Linked DNA regions of Homo sapiens: region 1 is linked to region 2. A link is a loop called in an ENCODE intact Hi-C map of the cell type or tissue named here. Cell type or tissue: gastrocnemius medialis. All regions are shown on one strand. Links, peaks and the distances in the headings refer to the core of each region. The heading gives the core; the rest is flanking DNA.

Region 1 (2,930 bases), core at 160-2,659, 640 kb before region 2:
CCTCCTACATGTGAACTCTCATAAGGAATGAGGACAGGGGCTTTTTCTGTCTTGTTCATAATGCATTCATCTTCCTTGGCATGATGTAGGTGCTTAGTAAATATTTATTAAACAAATGCATAAATTATTGAGAGTATGAATTAAAAAACTGAATTAGGTTTGATCTCCAAACCTAATTCTGTGTAGTGTAGCCACTTCACAGGTGACCATTTGGGATTCGGGAGGGAAAGAGATTTGTGAAAGTAACATAGCCAGTGAAGGAAACAAGCCAAAGTAGAAGACATTCCTGTTATTCTCAGCTGCTTACAATTTCCCCTGTTACTCACTGTCCTCTTTCTTTTGTGTCTTCCTCTAGGAGGCTGGTTGTCTTATTTAATATATGTAAAAATGTAAATTGATGCTTTGTTTTTCTTCCCAGACTTTAACTCAGCCTGAGCACTCATCTTACTCCATACACATGGCTTCTATTGATTTATGTGTTAGAAAAATCCAAATCCATTTTGAAAAGGGAGACATTTTCCAATATTGAGATTATTTACCATATATACAATATCCCATATACAATATTGATATACAATATTGAGATATTTCGAGAGAATGTGATGTAAGCCCAGATGATATTAACAATACAAGGAATATTTACAAGGACTCGTATTGTAAATATATATTTACAATTACACAATATACATACAATTATACAATATGAATATAAAGAGAGATTTGTACAGTTGTAGTATTATTGGAATAAGTACCTTTTCTAAGTAACTACTTCAAGAGGGCAAACACCTTTATCGATATATTAATTCTTATATATTAGCTAAAACTCAATGTCCCCACTACTTTATCTTCTCCATCAATACTGTAACTTCCTATAGACAGATAAAGCCTTTTCATGTCTTTAGATTCCTCAAAAAGTAGCCAATATATATTATGAATTTTTTTGCAGTTTTATTAAAAGCTTATTCTAAACCATATGGCAGTATTGCAAAAGAAAAAAGAAACTAATGTAAAGCGGTGATCACTGTGAAAACCCAGTTCCTAGACTCAAGTACATTTTTTGTTTGAAATTTGAAATGACTTATTTTTAACAATAGGTGGCGCTTCACAGGTTTTTTTGTGTGTGAGGTTAAATGCACTGGCTATATGAAATATATCTGTGCTATCAATTTTTTAAGTTAATACAAGAACACTGATTCATATAATACATTGGTAAGTAATGGAAACTATTGCTATTAAACTTACCGTATTTATGGAGCATCAAAACTAACATTCTAAGAGATTATAAAAAAGGCAGCAGTAAATATACCTTTTGAAAATATGTAGGATTCTGTTTTTTTACTTTTCTATTTATTTTCAACTTTTATAAATGTTATTCAATCACTTTTTAAAATATGCATTTGCTTTTTTTACTCAATGATCACAAAGAGTTTACAAATTTTATAGAAGGGATTTTTACTATTTATAATGATCTCTATCTTAACTAGAAGTACAATATTAATGATTGAAAATTCCAGATAAATGATAAGGTGAGCAGGGCTCAGCAGGTGTGTAATCTCAAATTATTAGCAGATAGCTGGTCCAAAATCCCCCTCATGCACACATACAGCAATACTATTATTAAAATCAGAGTTCTCAGGCTCAGAAAAACAAAAGTAAAATAGAATTGCCTCAAAACAGTTATAAGGCAAATAAAATCATTATTTGGGGTGAAGAACCTAGAAAAAGGGGGCCTTAAACATTTCCTCATCATACAATGTGATTGAGGCAATGATAACTAATAATTTGTACAGAACTTTAAAGCTTATAAAGTCCTTGCATATATAATGAGTCATTCAGTAGCACTAGGATTTGGGAAGAGCAAGTATTTTTATTAACTTCAGGTTATTGATGAGAAAGCAGGTTCAGAGAAATTAAGTGAAGGTTACCTAGCTAGAAAGTGGCAAAGTTGGGACTTCATATCATCTGATCCTATATCTGGTACTCTTTTCATAATACCATGCTATTTTCCTAGTTATAATACTGGACATAGGGGCATTATGATTAAATATGACACATAAGCTAAAGTTATAGACCATGATATACAAGGATAATATCGTCAGAACTCAGGTCTTCAATACATGTATCCTATCAATTATTATAGACCACTTGAAATGTTTATATAAATGGAGTTATTAGAAATGTGACAAGAAAATTACAAATCAAGGGAAACTCTAAGTATAAACTTTTTTAAATTTTTTATTTTTTTGAGGCAGAGTCTCGCTCTGCGCCCAGGCTGGAGTGCAGTGGGGCGATCTCGGCTCACCGCAAGCTCCGGCTCCTGGGTTCACGCCATTCTCCTGCCTCAGCCTCCCGAGTAGCTGGGACTACAAGCGCCCGCCACCACGCCCGGCTAATTTTTTTGTATTTTTTTAGTAGAGACCGGGGTTTCACCGTGTTAGCCAGGATGGTCTCGATTTCCTGACCTCGTGATCCGCCCGCCTCAGCCTCCCAAAGTGCTGGGATTACAGACGTGAGCCACCGCACCTGGCAAACATATTTTTAAAAAAACTCTTTTGGGAAGTTTTTTATGTTTTCTTTTCTTTTTCTTTTTTTTTTCTTTTTCTTTTTTTTTTTTTTTTTTTTTTTTTTTTGAGATGGAGTCTTGCTCTGTCGCCTAGACTGGAGTGCAGTGGTGCGATCTCTCCTCACTGCAACCTCTGCCTCACGGGTTCAAACAATTCTCCTGCCTCAGGCTCCAGAGTAGCTGGGATTACAGGCACTTACCACCATGCCCGGCTCATTTTTGTATTTTTAGTAGAGGCAGGGTTTCGCCACGTTGGCCAGGCTGGTCTCGAGCTCCTGACCTCAGGTGATCCACCCGCCTCGGCCTCCCAACTGCTGGGATTACAGGCGTGAGCTACCGTGTCCAGCCTTCTTTTTTCAATATTAGT
Region 2 (2,930 bases), core at 141-2,640:
AAACATTTGGGGGCTTCTCAAAAATTACAATCTTAGAATCTTTGTGTATATGTATATTTTAATATTCTATGAAATTATTTTTATACTCTTTAAATATTTCTCATTTAAAAAATTGTGCTATTTATTAAACATAGTTGGCTATAAACCTATATTGTTAAATAATGAAATTAATGTCATAATGAATATTTTCTGACATCCTATAACAGAAATTTTAAAAATTTTCTACTACTACTACTACTACTACTACTAATGGAGATTAGGTATATATATGTATATGTGTTTGTGTGTGTGTGTGTATTTTTTTAAACAGGGTCTCACTGTGTCACCCAGGCTGGAGTGCAGTAGCATGACCTCAGCTCACTGCAGCCCCAACCTCTCAGGCTCAAGTGATCCTCCCACCTCAGCCTCCTGAGTAGCTGGAACCACAGTGAACATCAGGATGTTTGGATAATTTTTAAATTTTTTGCAAGGATGGGTCTCGCTATGTTGCCCAGGCTGGTCTCAAACTCCTGGCCTCAAGTGGATAATTTGTTGAAAATAAAGATAAATCTAATGTTCAATCACAATTTTTTTTTTTTTTGAGACGGAGTCTTCCTCTGTCACCCAGGGCAGAGTGCAGTGGTGTGATCTCGGCTCACCGCAACCTCTGCCTTCCTGGTTCAAGCGATTCTCCTGCCTCAGCCTCCCAAGTAGCTGGGATTACAGGTGTGTGCCACCACACCTGGCTGATTTTGTGTATTTAGTAGAGACGGGGTTTTGCCATGTTGGCCAGGCTGGTCTTGAACTCCTGACCTCAGGTGATCTGCCTACCTTGGCCTCTCAAAGTGCTGGGATTATAGGGAATTTAAGTTCAGTTTAATTATGGTAGAGCAAGTCACTTCTCTGAAGATAATTGTTCAAAGAGAAAATGAAAATTACCCAAACTGACCTGATAGAATTACTTCTACTCTGCTCTCCTCAACACAAGACAGTTTTTGGTGTGTCAGGTCAACCCTGCAGTGGGAATTAAATACACATTTTATTCTAATATTTCCTCAGTCATAATTTAACTGTCCAAACACTTAAGCCACTGGAAACTCTTCCTATTGGCAGACTCTGTTAAGCTTCCTGGCTGCATTATTTCACCCTCATTTGCTTAGAGGACTCTCTCAGTGCCTATGTTCTATTCAGTCTTAGCACAGGAAGGCTGCAGGTGCTAGCCTTTTGCATCTTTTTTGTTTGTTTGTTTCATCCTCCATGGGGAATAGGCTAGAGAGAGCTAACTAATTAAAGAATTCCATTGGGGAATATCTGGAGCCAGCAGCTGTGAAACAGCAATCCAGCATTACACGTGCTCTCTCTCTGTCAGGGAAGGCCTAAAGGGTGTGGTGAGTGGCCACTTTTCCAGATGGTCTGCGTTCTGTGATGAGGCCATAGCTGTATGATGCCTCTGCTCTGAAGATGGGACATTTGGCCTTTGGATAAATGTCATTCCCCAAACTTTGAGCCGACAAAACTAGTTTTACTGCATGGAATGTTTTTCTTATCTTCAGTTAGGCCAGAACAAAAAAGCCTTGATTATACTTTTCTAAGTAGCATTCACTTTACTGTCAGAGAAGTTGTTTTCAAATTCTAGAATTTTGAATACTGGTTTTACCTGTGTAAGTGAAATGGGGGGTGGTGGGGAAAAATATGACAACAGGATAGGAAAGAAAAAGAGAGAAGAATGTGTTAAAAAGAAAAAAAAAGTTGAGAAATATATATTGTTGTAATGTCACGGAACTTTATATACTGAATGACAGACATGCTGCTTTTTTTCTGCTCTTGAATCAGTCCATCTGTGTCACCCTTAAAATTCTTCAGGGATCCTAAGACAGGACATTAATCTGAGACATTGTTTGAACTTCTGAAATCCTGTGCTCATGCTCATTAGTCCTTCTGATTGGCCAGGATTTGTCATCAGAATGGTCCTAGAAAATGTCTCTGATATTGGTCTGGAATCTATTGTCTTTATCAGCAGAAAGCAATCCCCATATATCTGTGGGTGATAAAATGCCTTATCATATAATCCTTATATTCAAGTTCCAGTATATATGATATATTATGTAGATCATATTATCCCATCCCCAAACTGCTTTACTCATTCAATAAATATTTTTTGAACACTTACCAAGTGTCACATGCTGTGTGGGGAACATAATAATGAGACTTATTAGGATTATTCAATAAAAAGTGTTCTTTTTAACTTCTAGCAAGATCTTTCCCTTTTCAAGTTCCTGTGTATTCTGACTAGATTATGTGTATTTTATACTATTTTCAGGTGATTTTTATTTAGGATGTAGCTTATTTGACCCACAACTAGATTTTAATGTCATCACAATGCTTAACATATTTTGAGGCACATAGGAGATTTTTTTAAAAAAACAGTATCAACTAGAGAAAAATTCGTTAAAAATAGGTTTATATAAAAAGTTTAAACAAGAAGGAAATGAAACAATTTCTACATCATAGAAACATATCTATAGTGTTGAGTCAAAATTAGCAATATTTTGGTTATTGTCTTAAAACTGAGCACATTATAAATATTTGTCAGAGAAAGTCAGACACAGAGAAACAGTAAAAATTTCCTAAGCATCTTTTTTCATTTACTCTTCATTAACAGAGATTGGAAAGGGTTTTTTGGGGGATAGTTATGTCACCTATTCTAAGATTATGTCTGTGTTTTTATGGTGCCAAACATTTGGATTGAAATGAGAAATGGCACAGGTTTCTTGATTGTTCATTTGGGTAAACTATCATGGACTAGACTTTTTTCCCTCTTTATATGACAGGCCTCAGGTTACAGCTAACCTAAAAATACCATGGGAATGGTAGGAATTGGAGGGGCTTCTTATGAAAACACACTGTTAGAGTGGGCCCTCTTGAACCTTTGTGAGAAGAGGAAAGAAGAG

The links. A loop is a pair of places that touch in the nucleus more often than their neighbours do. Peaks named below come from ENCODE experiments on the same cell type or tissue, not always from the same donor. Only the 100,000 strongest peaks of a DNase experiment are listed, where the experiment ranks them.
Region 1: a loop joins it to region 2, with 2.2 times the contacts of the local background. A loop is called at or near these places in 3 of 110 quality-filtered maps.

The regions. Positions count from the first base shown.
Region 1 is chr4:123,389,944-123,392,873 of GRCh38, forward strand. No RefSeq gene overlaps it. Among named protein-coding and RNA genes, the nearest start is that of SPRY1, 5.4 kb to the right of the region's middle. In gastrocnemius medialis, for the core only: a CTCF peak has its summit at 1,099 (motif pointing right); no DNase peak of the experiment used is centred there.
Region 2 is chr4:124,029,090-124,032,019 of GRCh38, forward strand. No RefSeq gene overlaps it. Among named protein-coding and RNA genes, the nearest start is that of LINC01091, 380 kb to the left of the region's middle. In gastrocnemius medialis, for the core only: no CTCF peak of the experiment used is centred there; a DNase peak (open chromatin) is centred at 1,372; H3K27ac peaks cover 2,030 bases.